Linked DNA regions of Mus musculus: region 1 is linked to region 2. A link is a loop called in an ENCODE intact Hi-C map of the cell type or tissue named here. Cell type or tissue: gastrocnemius. All regions are shown on one strand.

Region 1 (8,000 bases), 89 kb after region 2:
CCTGACGTGCCATTGTTCAGCCAGCAAATGATACAGAACAAGGAGAACAAAAGCACTCTCTTGCTGCTAGGACAGCCAGCCATGTTCCTGAGACGCACACGGTCTGTGCCTCTCTCATCCCCAGGCCTTGCGCTCTTTGCTCATTCTAGAGATGTTTTGGCTCAGATCTGTCGAAGTCCAGAGTCTAGTTAGTGGTTGCCGGTGTTAACCCTGTGCTCTGACACAGCCATCAGGGCTGGGAGCAGGAGATGCTCAACTCAGGACCGACCGAACATTGATAGTGCCTCTGTGCTTATGGTGGTTTGAATGTGGCTGGCCCCCACAGGCTCAAACATTTGTATGCCTTGTCCCCACTTGATAAACTGGGGAAGATGAAGAGGTGTGGCCTTGTCTGAGTAGGTATGTACTTGCTGGAGGAAGTGTGTTGCTGGGGGTGGGCTCTGAGGTTTCAAAAGTTCATGCCAGGCCCAGTGTCTTACTCTGTGCCTGCTGCTTGTAGACCATGGTGTGAGGCTCTCAGCTACTGCTCCAGCGCCATGCCTGTCTGCATGCCACAGTGGTGGTCATGGACTAACCCTCTGGAACTGTAAGCAAGCCCCCAATTAAGTACTTGCTTTTCTGAGAGCTGTGTTGATCATGGTGTTCTCTTTACAGAACTAGAACAGTTACAGCCATTAGTAACAGGCATGTGAAAATTCCTTCCTACATTATAGGGTGTGAGTGTGTCTTTATAGCTCTGGATATGAGGGCGCCCTGGTTCCTCTATTGCCCCACCTGTCCTCCATGACTTTGAGGGACTGAGTAATAAGTTTGCCTAAAGTTTGCTGAGTCAGACTAGACATGGTTGTTGAAGTATTAATACTATGTCTAAACTGCCTCTTTCTATGTATGCAAGGCTGCCTTGGTTACTTCTCCATCACTTCGATGAACCACCTTGGGCAAGATAACTTACAGAAGGAAACCTTTATTTAGGCTCATGGTTCCAGAGGGGCAGTGTCTTATTTGGGGTTTATATTGCTGTGATAAGACCCCATGACTTTGGGAGTAAAGTTTGTTTCACGCCTATAGTTCCATGTCACAGTCTATCATGGAAGGAACTCAAGACAGGCACTGGGAGGCAGGGACTGATGCAGAGACCATGGAGGGTGCTACTCACTGGCCTATGGCTTGTTCAACCTGCTTTCTACATAGCTCCCGGAACCACCTGCCTGGGGTGGCACTGCCCAAAACGTGCTAGGTCCTCTCACATCCATCATCGATGAGGAAACCGTAACACAGGTCTGTCTGTCTGTCTGTTGGTCTGTCATCTTCTCAATTGATGTTCCCTGCTCCTAAAAATGATTATAACTCATGTCAAGCTGGCATAAAACCAGCCAGCCTAGCTAGGGTCCTCAATGGCAGAGACAGCATGGTATCAAGTGACTAACAGCAGCTGGAGCTGGAAGCTGAGAGCCAAGGCCTCAACCTTCCAAACTGCAAACAGGAAGCCCAGAGAGCAAACCCAAAGTGAAGTTAGTCTTTACTACTTCTAGTAAGGGTACACCTCTTAAACCTCCCAGGCAGCGCCATCAAGGAGGGATCAAGTATCAAACACCCAGGACTATGGGGGACAGCTTCTCAAACCATCACAAATGTAAGCTGGCCCACACATCCTCTACCAGCAACTGAGTCCCTGCTTTCTCGCCAATTCCACATTCTCTGCTTTGCTTATTCACATCAAGACTGTAAGCAGAGGTTAGTCTGACTTTATCCATTTTTCTGACAGCTCTGTCTATGCTCATTCAGAAAGTAAGGATTTTTCCCTCTCATGTCATGCATTTTCCCATTCATGTCATGTGGGTGTCTGCACAGTGCCTTTTTTTTTTTTTTTTTTTTTTTTTTTTTGGTTTTTCGAGACAGGGTTTCTCTGTATAGCCCTGGCTGTCCTGGAACTCACTTTGTAGACCAGGCTGGCCTCGAACTCAGAAATCCGCCTGCCTCTGCCTCCCAAGTGCTGGGATTAAAGGCGTGTTCCACCACGCCTGGCTTTCTTTTACTATTTTATTAGAACTTCCAAAAGCAAATTGTAGGAGGTCTGAATGTGCAAATGGGACCCCAAGTCTCTTTAATAGGACATGGTTTTCTGAGTACTAGTGAAAGAACCTAGTGGGGAAACCCCCACTCAATTCCCTATTCAGTGTGCACCCAAGAATCACGAACAGAACAGAACAGAACGCCTTGATGTAAAAACAGGAGGTAGTTTAATGGCAGAGCTCCGGGTCGAAGTGTATCTCACTCAGGAGACAGTGGATTCGACCACGAGGCTTAGAAGCTAGGGTTTTTTATAGAAAAGGGGCTGGGGCTGGGGGAGGTATTGGCCCGGTTTCACATGATTGGTTCATTTAAACATCAGCAGGGAGGAATTGGCTCGGTTTCACATGATTGGTCCATTTAAACATCAGCAGACTATACATGCAGATAACATTTAACTTAGGTCAGAAGGGCGGGAGATAGGGAGGCACCGGGCCAGCCCAGACATTCTCTTTATCTTTATGGCCAAGCAGCCTCAGGAATGTCTTAACGATGGGCCTGCCCAGGCATGTCCTGGCCTGTTCTGCTATGTTCTCAGCCCCAGGTTTCAAAGCTCACAAACAACTCTTTGGGCTATTTGACATAAATTACATGAATCACAGGTCTCAAGTTTTATTTTCTTTCACTAGCACCATCTCTGGAAATTTTTCTTCAAAGCCAGCGAGACTGATATCATGCCTTTTCTATTTTCTTGGCTTCTTTGTCTCTCATATAGGGTGCCTTATATTCTGACCGGGTACTTTAAAATATTAGTGAAGCTAAAACATTAAAAGTTCCTATGGGAAGGGGGGGATTAGGGTTGCCAAAGACGCAATTAAGTTGTACATACACTCAAGGACAGGGACCTGCCCACATGCCTGTTTCCTGTTTTTCTTTCCCTTGGTTCTTGGGGTCTCCTACCATAAACGTTGTATAACAGAAACTCAAATTGCTTTTATTCGTCTCGTGATTTTGCTGCTAGAGCTCAAATCCTGTTCCCTTCTCTACAGGACCCCACTTCTGTTCCCCTTGGTATCTCATAGTCCCCACCTTGAAAATGAAGAGAAAGGTGTTACCTGTTTCATGGAGGTTTTGTGACGATGAAAGAGTTAGTTTATGTAGCCCACATAGACAGGAGGAAGAATGCCAGTGAAGACCAGTCAATCAGCTGACCCGATAGATGGCCGGAAGCAGCAAACCTCTCTCACAAAGAATCAAGTTCAAATGGACTCAACTCACCAAGAGAGGGTGTGTGCAGGTTAAGCGGCTGGATTGAAACCAGGATCCAATTACCTGTTGACTTCAAGAAACTCACTTAGCTAGCAAGTGGACCCCAAGCTGAGAGTGGAGCTGGGGGATGGGCTCAGGGGGTTAAAGGTGCTTGCTGGTAGGCCTGAGACCCACCCACGTGGTAAGGGAGAAAAAGACTCTCACAAGTAGACCTCTGACCTCTACAAATATACCATGGCATACATGTACCAGACACACACACACACACACACATATATATACATCACACACACATATACATCACACACACATCAGAGAGAGAGGCGCATCCACACACAGAGACACACACATACACCCACACAAGGAATATAATGTAAAAGATTTTAAAACCAAATAAAACTTAGTATCCAAGGGTGGAAATCAATCTAGCAGGAAAATGAAATCTGTAAAACAGGTTGGCACAGTAATTTTTGTTTGTTTGTTGTTGTTGATGATGTTTTATATGGCTCTAGCTGTCCTGGAACTAGCTCTGTGGACCAGGCTGGCCTCAAACTCAGAGCTCCACTTTCCTCTGCCTCCCAAGTGCTGGGATTAAAGACATGTACCACCACTGCCTGGCTTGGCACAATGACTCTTATACCTCATAAAGTAGCCTTCAGACCAAAACCAGACAGAAGAGACAAAGAGGGACACTGCATACTAAAACTGGGAACAATTCATCCAGAAGATGTGACAATTGTAAAATTTTTATAAAACAGACTTGAAAAGGCCTAGCAGTCACTGTAGGTCCTGATACAATAGTAGTGAGAGACTTCAATACCCCAGGCTCACATTTAGATAAGTCTTCCAAACATAACCTCACAAAGAAAACAAGACTGCTAAACTGTACCGCAGATCAGCAAGATTTAGCATGTATCTACAGAATAGTCCATCCAACAGGTGGGGAGTACACATTGTCCTTAGCAGCATGTGAAATTTCTCTACACAGCACGCCTTAACAAATGCAAAAATTTCAAAGAACTCTTCTCGTCAGACCACGATGGAGTTCTGGTCAGAAAACATAAGCTGGAGAAACCTCAGAAACTACATACGTGAGTGGAGACTTGTAGGAGACAGTTTTGAATGAATGGTGGGTCACTGAGGAGTTCAGGGAGGAAATTAGGAAATGCCTGCAGGCAAATGAAAATGAGGCAGAACCTCCCGGAATCTCTGGGACACAGGCCAGGCAGTCCTGGGAGGGAGGGCTGTAACTGTCACATTTAAAACAGAGCAATTACACAGCAAACACACAAATAAAACATTGGACGTTCAGGCATGGTGGCACCTTGCTCTTAAGGACAGCACTCAGAAGGCACATTTCCATAGGTTCAAGGCTATCGTAGTCTATATCGTGGGGTATAGAGTTCCAGGCTAGCTGGAGTTGCATAAGGCCAGCCTGGTCTACACAGCAAGTTCCTCTCTCTGGACAGCCAGAGAAATCCTGACTCAGAAAAAATAAAAAATAAAAAAATAAAAAAAATTAAGATTTAAAAAACCCAAAAAACAAAACAAACCGACCAACCAAACAAACAAACCCGAATCACCACCACCAACAAAAAGGCAAGATTACAGATGAATGTCCTAAGGAGGCAGGCACCACAGAGTTCGGCAGAAGCAACACACCGACTCAAGCCTCATAGATGGCAACAAAGAAAGCTCAGGGCAGAAGTGGAGGGACCAGAGCATAGAAGAACAGTTTCCACAGAGACAGGATTAATCAAACAAAGCCGGCCTTGAAAACATTGAGATAGGCAACCCAGCCTGGCAATGGCGGCACTCGCCTTTAATCCCAGCACTCGGGAGGCAGAGGTAGATGGGTCTCTGAGTTCAAGGCCAGCCTGGTCTACAGAGCTAGATCCAGGACAGCCAGGGCAACACAGAGAAACCCTGGCTCAAATCACGTCATTAAATAGATAGATAGATAGATAGATAGATAGATAGATAGATAGATAGATGGATGGATGGATGGATGGATGGATGGATGGATGGATGGATGGATAGATAGATAGATAGATAGATAGATAGATAGATAGATAGATAGATAGATAGATGGATGAATAAATAGCATTAACTCAAACTGATAATATCGGAGATAAAAAGGGAATTGTGCTCACTAACCCCCATGAAACTGGACACACACGAGGGACTCTTGAAAATGTATGTTCCCCAAACCTGTAAACCCTAGAATAAACAGATAAATCTCAAAATTCCTATGACTTATCAAAATTAAATCTAGAAGTTATAAATAATCCAAACGGTTAGTGGTACTGAAGCAGTAACTAAAATCTCCCACAAAAAGACCGAAAATCCGTGTGGATTTGCTGCTGAATCCTACCAACCTCCCCGTGTGTGTACATGTGTGTGTGTGTGTGTGTGTGTGTGTGTGTGTGTGTGTGTGTGTGTACATGTGTGACCATTCTGAGGCCAGAGGTGTTTGTAAGGTGTCCAGCTTAGCACTCGCCACTTTATTTTCTTGAGACAGTTTCTCATGGAAACGGAAGTTAAGCTGAACCTATTTCAGCAAACGGTGGCGTTTCTCGTGTCTCTCTGCACCCTGTCACCCCCAGCTCTGGGGTTATAGCACACATGCAACTGTGCCTACATGCATGTCTATGTACCTTGTGTGGGACTGGTGTTCACAGAGGCCAAAAGAGGGCAATTGGATCCCCTGGAACTGGGGTTAACAGAGGTTTGTAAGCTGCTGTGTGGGTGCTGGGAATCGTACCTGGGTCCTCTGGGACAGTAGGCAGTGCTCTTAACCGCTGAGACATCTCTCCAGCCCCCAGGCCAGACGTTTTATGTGGAATCTGGGATGTTTTGACTCCTGTTTGGCTTTTGCAACAAGCACTCTTACCTACTGAGCCACCTCACTAGCCCACTACCAAACTTGAATATGTCTCAACTTGGTCCATTAACTAGTGTGGGAAGAAACTCTACCAAACTCATTCTACAAAGCCAATATTACTGTGATACTAAAATCAGATGGAGACAGAATTAAAAAAAAAAAAAAACACTTATTTTCTATATGAAAAAAAAAATCTCCACAAAATACTTGAAAACAGAACTCAGGACCACATTGAGAAATCCAGGCATGGTGCTCTGTACAAATGCAATCCCAACACGTGTGTGGGAGAGGCAGGAGAATCATCTACTTCCACTAGAAGCAAGTCTGAGACCAACCTGGGCTACATGAGACCCTCTCTCAAGAGCACAACAAATAAAAAATTAGAAGAAGACAATGTGAAGAAGCCCGTTGTGGGGTATAGGGGTCTGGGGACACTTAGCCTGTGAAATGCTTGTGTTGGAAGCAGGAGGTCAGCTGAGCAGAAAGACAGGGGAAGGCTTGGAGAAATGAGAAGGAAGAAGAGTCACTCACTAGGAGGCTGGCTGTCACCAGCAAGGAAAGGAAGGCTCCAGGACAGGTCACAGCTGCCTGTCTCCTCTCCCAGTTACAAACCTACCATTTTCTAGGAATCTCCCCGGAAACCCCAAACGGAGGGGAAAGAATGGACGGAGCGCCCCTTGTGCAATCCTCGTGGCCTCTGGTTTCACCTTTATTGGGTTATAATCTCCATCTAAGGCACCCGGAGAGCTATCCTGTAATTTCACTCATCAAAAGAGAGAGGAAACAGAGAACTTTTTTTGTTTTTTGTTTTTCGAGACAGGGTTTCTCTGTATAGCCCTGGCTGTCCTGGAACTCACTTTGTAGACCAGGCTGGCCTGGAACTCAGAAGTCTGCCTGCTTCTGCCTCCCAAGTGCTGGGATTAAAGGTGTGCACCACCACGCCCGGACAGAGAATGTTTTTATACCAACCTTTTGAGCTATAACTCAAGAGCCAGATAACTGCTGCACATAGCCAATGCTACTACAACTCACTGTGGCTTTCCTTTGAGGAACCTGTGCGATACTTGAGCATGGCTTACTTTCTTGATAAGCTTACACCCACACTTGGGCATGCTCTTCCTTAGCTCTCCGATTTTTTCAAAACTCTCCTGCTTGAGGCCTTTTTGGATGCCTTTGATAAAACCTCCAGTAATGGCTGATTAGGCCTGAAATCCTTTCCTGTGTCAAAGCCAGGGTTCCTGGTTTGGCCTTAGTCAAGGTCCCTAAAAGACTAAAAAATGAGGGGCTGGAGCTGGAGTTGGAGAGGTGGCTAAGCAGTTGAAATCACTCCCTGCTCTTCCAGAGGCCTTGGGTTTGGTTTCTAGCACCCAGGACAAGAGCTGGTAACCATACTTAACTCCAGTTCTGGAGATCCAGAGCCCGGTTCTGGTCTTTTTCGGTACCTGCACTTACATGGCATACACTCACCCCCCCCCCACACACACACATACACACACACCATACACGTACCTAAAAATAAAAATCCCTTTTCTTAAGGGAACTCCTCGTGCCCCTGAGGATGACAGTATGAAAGCTGTGTAGCTCTAGCCTCACTGCTGCTACCCGGAATCTGTTTCAAACTACCAGGCATGGTGTCCTGTTCTTGGAATCCCAGTTCCGGTGAGGCGGAATCAAGAGGGTCTCTGGGACTTGATAGTCAGCCGGTCTACCCTGATTGGTGAGCCCCAGTCCCTGTCTCAAAGTAGGTGGACAGTGTTCTTAAGGATGACATCTGAGACTGTCCTCTGGCCAGCACACACACACACACACACACACACACACACACACACACACACAC
Region 2 (8,000 bases):
AATATGCTTTCAATTTAATCCCGGATGAAGGATATGGGGCTGCTTCAGACTGTCCACAGCAGCTAACTATGATCTGCCTCATGCTCTGGCAGGTGTGATTTTGCCAGCTGCCGATACTTTCTGCAACAGTGTGACATTTGGAATGCTGGGAACTTTCTAGAGAGGATATAAAAGCTAGGTCCCTGAGAGGTGGAGTGGGTTGGTGTTGGTTGGTTGGTGTTGGTCTCACTTTGTTAAGTAGCCATGAGCAAAGAAGAAAAAGAAATTAGATATCCTCACAATGAAGATCAAACTTGCCCCAAGGAACTCAGCACCCCTAATCAGCAGGAAGTAGTCTCACAATAACATCTCCCCGTTTCTGATCCCTGACTTTATTCAGGGATCTCTTTCCTTTCCTCTCTATCCTTTTTTCTCTCTTATCTAGTGTTAGGGGGCTGAAAGGGTGGAAAAAAGAACTCACAAAATAATAAAATCAAGCTACAGAAGAATAATTTTTTAAAGAATTGAAATGTTAAAAATGTCATTCACTTAAGTCCCCTTTAGCTTGTAGGAATCTATAAGGGTGTAAGGGTCTTTTTTTTTTTTTCTTTCAGTCCTGAAAGTCATTAAAATCAAGTATCCAAAGTAACTGAGTTCTGAAGCTGACTGCACAGCGGCATCTGCTTTCCCCGCTCTGATTTGCCCCAGCCTTCGCTAAGCACAGTAAGGTAGAGCACCAAAGGCTTTTGGAAGCTTTGCTGTTATCACTTGGGCTGACAGCGAGCGCTCTTCAGGAAAACAAAACAACCTTCCAGTTAAGCCTATCCACAACTCATGTTACCAGGGGACTTGTAGTCAAGCCATGAACCTCAGATGGCCTCATTTCTAATTTCCTGTGTCTAAAAACCACACAAATGAAAAAGCCTGGAATAACACCTGAACTGGCTGGTTTTATGTGTCAACTGGACACAGGCTGGAGTTATCACAGAAATAGGAGTTTCAGTTAAGGAAATGCCTCCATGAGATCTAGCTATAAGGCATTTTCTCAATTAGTGATCGATCAAGGGTGAGAAGGGCCATTGTGGGTGGGACCATCCCTGGGCTGGTAGTCCTGGGTTCTATAAGAAAGCAAGCAGAACAAACCAGGGGAAGCAAGCTAGTAAGAAACATCCCTCCATGGCCTCTGCATCAGCTCCTACTTCCTGACCTGCTTGAGTTCCAGCCCTGACTTCCTTTGGTGATGAACAGCAACATGGAAGTGTAAGCTGAATAAACCCTTTCCTCCCCAACTGCTTCTTGGTCATGATGTTTAAGCAGGAATAGAAACCCTGACTTCTAGAAAACAGCTAATCAAACCGCTTGCTCAGGAGTCCCTGAGAGCTTTCTCAAGTGTGCTCTTATACTATGTTCCCTAAGAAAGCAAGTCTGCGCAGCACGCCTTTAATCCCAGCACTTGGGAGGCACAGGCCTGCGGATCTCTGAGTTCAAGGCCAGCCTGATCTACAGAGTGAGTTCCAGGACAGCCAGGGCTACACAGAGAAACCCTGTCTCAAAAACAAACAAACAAACAAAAACAAAAAACACAAAAGCAAGCAAGCCTGCACTTGGCGTCGAATTTGGATTCTTGCTGTAATACTTGTAACTGTGGCACAGGACAAAGTATTAAATGCCATTTATAAAACAAATAATAATGTCCACCTGCTAGTTTCGGTGTCTCTTCAAAGAGTACTGCACTGCACACCAAAGCATCCATCAACATTCCCACCCTCAAGACTCCTTAGTCAGCTTTCAGCAGTGACGAGACACCAAAAACATCTACCCTGAGGATGTCAGGTCCTCTTGATCTCTTCAGCCCCTGCCCATTTTCCAGCCTCGGAATAAGACAGTTTGGCCACAGAAAAGAAAAATGTAGCCCATTCAAACTGTACTGGAGAGGCTAAGGTGAGAGCTTTGTCATGAGTTCCAGGCTACCCTGGGCTACACGACAAGTGTCTGGGCAGCTAGGACTACATAATAAACCTGGCCAAAAAAAAAAAAAAAAAAAAAAAAAAATCCCGTTTGCTGATAGGAAAGAACAGCAGCTCTCCCGAGGCATGGACTCTACTGTCCTTTTATGATAACTGAACTTGGGTTAACTACTATACCTGTCTTTCGGCAGACTGTGAAAGCCTAGGACTATTTTGGTATAAGGCAGGTCTTTCTGTTACTCAAACTAGAGCTGTCTAAACTAACTTGTGTGTGCTCTCTGGTTTAAGTCACCTAGTTTCGTTACAATTACCTTGTGTCATACCTCTTAATACAAGTTGTCAAGGAATTTCCATAATTTAAGCTTTTCGAAAAAAGAGTAGACTCGACAAACCCAAGGCCTTAAGTAAAATAGTAGGCATTTTAGCCCACTGATGCAAATACAACTGCTTCTGGCGAACTGAATATACTCAAAGTTCAGGTGAAGTCAACTCACAGCCTCTAGGAGGAAACAGGTTCTTTAAAAAAAGGCTGACGCTGCGGCTTCGGCTCCCGAGCTTTTGCAACATTTGCGTTTACGACCTGTCGATCTATCACGTGAAGCAAAAGGGCAAATCTAAACAGCACTACTGGGGCCATTCACAACCTCACGCAAGCAGAGCAGGCAAACTGGCAAGAGGGGCCTTCGCCTAACTTTCTTTCAGTGAATGAAGACAACCAACCCAGCAAACGCAAATATACCAGCATCCAGACCAAAATAAATAACTGGGGATTTCTGTCACCTCCTCTTCATCTTTAATTTTTCTTAACGTCATCCACAGAAATAGGGTTTGTTTGCCTAGGAACACCGCAGACACTCGCAGCCCAAGAGGCAAGGGTGGCCACGTACTTTCCTGGGCCTGCCTCACAAGCGCCCCCCCCCCCCCCCAACCAATGACTCGATTGTTTCGCCCCGTGTGTGCCTCCATTACACCGTTTAAGCCGGAGCACGTGATCTAGGAGCGCAAACTTGCTACACTTTACACACTTCCCTGAGCCGGGCCACACTTGAATCTAAACAATTCCCAAAGGAGAACCGAACGTGCCCGATGCTGGATGACAGTCGCTCAGGTCTCGCCCTGGGGAGAGCCAGTTCCTACCCCTGCTGGCTGACAGCAGCTTACCCATTTGTCCAAGGGGACCTGGGCAAGGGACCCGGTGCCCTGGTACAGATCCAGGCTCAGCTGCTCCAGGCTCAGCTTCTCCTGCAGGAAGTGGCCCAGGTACCTCTGTAGGAGGTAGCGACAGGCCCTCTTCTTGATGGATTCTGAAAATGGCCAAGGCATGGTGAGGGCTGGCGGCTCGAGGGAGCCGGGGCTGCACGCGGCGGCGACTCGGGGGATCCGACCTGGGCTCCAGGCAGCGGCAGCGCCTCAGGGTCGGCCCGGCGGCGTCCCCAAGCCGCGGTGGGGATCTAGGTTCGCGGTGGCCGCTGCATGTCGGTTCGGCGCCGCCGTCCCTCAGGGCAACCCCATGGCCCGCGTCGCGACGCTCGCACTAGGCCCGGCGGGGACTGGGCGCTGAGCAGAACCGGGCGCCCCAAGCCGGGAGCTTCCGAAGCGCTCCGTCGGTAGGGAGACAGAGGGACAGACAGAGAGGGCTGGCGGCTGAGGCGAGACAAGACTCCGACGCGGCGCGACTAATTTGTTGTCATCTACTGGGCGCGCTCCCGCCTGAGACACGCTCCTGGCGCGTTCGCGAGACCCAGACTCCCGGCACGTACTCGAGCAACGGGCACAAGCGGAAGTGACGCCATATTGCGGGGCTGGAAAGGCAGGAAAAAAAGAGTCCGGGCCGGAGCATTTCCGGTGGTGAATGGGCGGGGCAACTGCGGGGGCGGGGGTGGTGCCGGCGCCGCGATCCTGGCCCCAGCAGTCTCCGGACGAGGAAGGATAAGAACATGGGCGCTCGCAGGTGAGTGGGCGGGCTGGCTGCGGCCCGTGGAGCCTCACCTTGCAGTCGCGGCCGGGTGGTGGGCGCCGGCGGACGCCCGGACTAGGGCTGACGGAGGTCTGGGGGCGGGTCCGGCCTGGGCTGTCCTGCGGGAAGTGATGCGGGGATGCAGGGCGAGGACTGGAGACCCGGCGTTTCTGTCCGGGTTCTGACCGATGCCTATTGTCATCAGGTTGCCCCCCCCCCCACCCCCTTGCCGGCTTTGTTTGCAAAGCATCTAGTAGTTTGCCGTTTGCAGAGCGCCACGCCGACGACCAGGAAACTTGGGATCGGGGCGATTGCGGGCAGTACGGTTTCCTCTGTTAAATCCTGGCGCTTCCCGACCCGCTGAGGGGCTGCTGCCTCCTGGAAGACTTTGTGCTCTCCGCAGGCTCTGCGCAGCCCGATTTTTATCTTTTAGGGAGACAGTCTGTGAAGAGGCGCAGCTGGCTCCTTAGGAGGGCAGCCCCTAAAGGCCCGGAAGTCTGCTGTCCTGGGTTAGATTCCTGACACTTGACACTGGGCCACCTTGAACCTATGCTACCCTCTCTGAGCCTACATTGCCACCTCAGCCAGGTGTGAGCAGATTAATATCATAAACTCGAAAATTGAGGCAAATGAAATGACGTGTGCCGGGAAGGAACCTAAACCGAGTCCTGGATTGAGGAGACCGAATTAAGGAATTCTGGCCCGTGAATGGGGCATCCTCAAAATGGGTTCTTTTGGTTTAGTTGGATTGGGTTTTGAGACAGTCTCTCACTGGGTAGGTAGTTGAGGTTGACTTTGAACTTATGTGGCCCAGACTGCCCTAGAAATTAGGGTCTCCCAAATGCTGAAATGTCAGGCTTGCACCACCACACACCATTCGGAGTCTTTATGTGCTTTGTAAGAAAGGGCCTCTTATTTTTAAAAGATGATATTTTAGTTGGAGACTTGGAGGTAGAAAGATACATGAACGTCTGAGTTATTTTTCAGATAAGAACACCACCTGCAAGGCTTACCACATGCGTAATGCTTGGTAAGTACCAGGAATTTGAGGAGGGAAGACAGGAAGGAGTGTAGCCATCGCAAGGAATGATGGAACTTTTGCTCTGGGTGAAATAAAAAGAAATGCTACATAATCTGGCCTAAGACTGCTAACTACAGTGTTGCTAATAGTGGAATGTTGGGCTTAGAAGACCAAAGGTGAAAACAGCCAGGGCAGTGCTGAAGGACAGAGCAGTAATCCAAATTCTGTGGTTTGGCCTGGAGGAAAGCCCTGAAGACTAGAACCGGTTGGGTCTAGGCATATTTTGACACTAATAAGACATGCTTACCCGGCATCAGGTACACAGTTTTATCCCAGCACTAGAGAAACAGATGCAGATGGCTCTCTCCTTAAGTTGAAGGCCAGCCTGGTCTACATGGGGAGACCCTGGCTCAAAGAGACTCTGAACCTTACAAGTAAATAATGACAGTACTCTCTGTACTATAAACAGAGCTGGGTGGGAAGTCCCAGCAGGACCTTGTGTATCAGGCTTTAGGAGGTTTGAACTGGACTTTAGGCTCTGTTTGGTGACTGCTTGATATGGTTTCCTGAACACAGTATAAAATAGCACAAGCTGTCCAGAGGATGCCTGCATCTCCAGATACCGAAGGAAGAAAGTGAGACTCCCACAAAGCAAGCGTACTGCACCAAAAGTGTTAAGGGTGTTGCCTTGAACACTTATACTTTCTAGGAGAAATTTAGCATAGTTAAGAGTTGAGAACTGTCATCACACCTTTAGCGGAAGTGGGATTCAAACTCCCAAGTCACAGGGCTCTTTTAATGTTTATAAAAGGCGGGTTCCTAATGCAGAATGCTGGCACCTTAGCATTAATTGAATAAGATGAAGATAATTACCCAACCAAGTACAGTCAACTTTGTAAAAATTATAAAGGAATTCCCAGTGGCAGCTTGGTATATCCCAGAAACCAAGGACGTTGAGTCAAAATAATAATCCTAAACAGGAATTCCCACAGTCCATTGTGATCGTGTTGATTGTATTGAAGACTTAGCTGGGAGGGGCCGGTGGAGCACACCTGTAATCCCAGCACGTGGGAAGTCAAAGTGCAAGGATCAAGAGCTCCAGGTCATCCCTGGTTACAGATCAGGTTTGAAGCCTGGCTGGGTTGCCCTGATCCTGTCTCAACAGCAAAAGACCACATTCCAATGACATGGCTCAGCAGACAAAGTCACTGCTGCCTTGCCTGATAACCTGAGTTCAGTTCCCCAGGACCCACATGATAGGAGAGAGCCAAGCTCCCCCAGTTGTCCTCTGACCTCTGCATGAACACCATGGCATGTGCACACACACACACACACACACACACACACGTATATAGACGTAATATATATATATATATATGATTTCAAAAAGAGTCGTACATTGAGAACAGGAGCACAGTGTCGAGGCTGCCACGCCCCAGCAGAGGCCATCACTGCACCTGTGCACCTCTTAGGGTCTGGAGCTGCCTTTCTCCTTTGAAGGGATTTTCAAGCATGATGGGCCCAGCTTTCGGGAGGCAGAGGCACGAGGATGGCTCATTCAAGGAAGGCTACCCTCAGCTACATAATGAGACTTAATAAAGAAACAAGACAAAAGGGGGTTAGGGGACTGGAGAGATGGCTCAGTGGTTAAGAAAAGCACTGACTCCTCTTCTGACGGTCCTGAGTTCAAATCCCAGCAACCACATGGTGGCTCACAACCATCTGTAATGAGATCTGACGCCCTCTTCTGGTGTGTCTGAAGATAACTACAGTATACTTACATATAATAAAAAGAAAGAAGACCAAGGGGACTGAAGATCTGTCTCAGTGGTTAAGAGTACTTGCTGATCTCCAAAGAACCCAGATTAATCCATCGCTGCATCTGTGTCAGGTGGCTCAGATGGTTGTAACACCTGTTCCAGAGGTTCTGGCCTCTGGATTCAGAGGGCACCAGTACTTACATGCACATACCCACACACAAACACATATACACAAATAATTTAAAATAATAAAAGTAAACTTTGAGAACAAATAAGGCCGCACACCTTGCTTCATTGCACCCCATAGGCAGAGACTGGCTCGTTCTATATCATGAGTACCAGGCTAGCCAGGCTACATAATGAGATCAAAATGAACAACAAAACCTGAATATGGGGCTAGAGAGATAGCTCAGAGGTTAAGAACCACTGGCTGCTCTTCTAGAGGACCCAGGACTCAGCCTCCATTTGGCATTTCACAACATTCACATTTCACAACAGTCTGTAACTCGAGTCTGCAGGAATCCAACACCCTCTTCTGGCCTCTTCAGGAACATATGTGATAAACAGACATACATACAAGCAAGGCACCCGTATACATTAAGTAAATAAATTTCTTTTTAGTTTTTTTTTTTTTTTTTTTTTTTTTTTGGGGTTTTTTGGTTTTTCGAGACAGGGTTTCTCTGTATAGCCCTGGCTGTCCTGGAGCTCACTTTGTAGACCAGGCTGGCCTCGAACTCAGAAATCCGCCTGCCTCTGCCTCCCTAGTGCTGGGATTAAAGGCGTGCGCCACCACGCCCGGCTTCTTTTTAGTTTTTAAAAAACAAATTTATAGTGTGTGTGTGTGTGTGTGTGTGTGTGTGTGTGTGTGTGTGTCTCAAGCCTGGGACCTCATGCATACATTCAACACTTTGAGCTATATGCCCATCCCTAGGAACGTTTTGTTTTGTTTTGATACATTCTCATCACTATGGTTGATCTAGTGCTTGCAATGGGGCTCTAACTCTCCATGTGCCTTGTGCCTCTGAGTGCTAGGTTTATGAGCAGGTGCCCCAGTGCACCTGGCCCCAACATAGTTCTTGAACTTGCTAAACACTCTGCTCTGTTTACCCTGTCTAGGCCTGTCAGCACTAACAATAGCTTCACATGAGATAGAAGGAATGGGGACCATCTTGTCTGGGTCCCAGAGCACCCAACAGAGGTTCCTACCCGACTGGACTTCAGGAGAGCCCACTGAGCACTGCACACTGCCACTGGCGCGTGTTGAGAGAATTTTTCCAGATTTCTGTGTAAGATGAGCACAGGAGGCATTGAGCTAC

What was found. Peaks named below come from ENCODE experiments on the same cell type or tissue, not always from the same donor. Only the 100,000 strongest peaks of a DNase experiment are listed, where the experiment ranks them.
Region 1: a loop joins it to region 2, with 1.9 times the contacts of the local background. A loop is called at or near these places in 17 of 42 quality-filtered maps.

What each region holds. Positions count from the first base shown.
Region 1 is chr12:105,770,591-105,778,590 of GRCm38, forward strand. All of the region lies in intron 16 of Ak7 (adenylate kinase 7), which reads left to right. Among named protein-coding and RNA genes, the nearest start is that of Papola, 10 kb to the right of the region's middle. In gastrocnemius, no CTCF peak of the experiment used is centred here; no DNase peak of the experiment used is centred here.
Region 2 is chr12:105,681,562-105,689,561 of GRCm38, forward strand. It overlaps Atg2b (autophagy related 2B), which reads right to left and starts at 3,680. Exons shown (of 42, transcript NM_029654.4): 1 at 3,108-3,680. The coding sequence starts at 3,269. Gskip (GSK3B interacting protein) reads left to right here and starts at 3,791. Exons shown (of 3, transcript NM_178613.3): 1 at 3,791-3,897. The coding sequence starts at 3,884. In gastrocnemius, no CTCF peak of the experiment used is centred here; a DNase peak (open chromatin) is centred at 3,723; H3K4me3 peaks cover 3,183 bases; H3K27ac peaks cover 3,269 bases.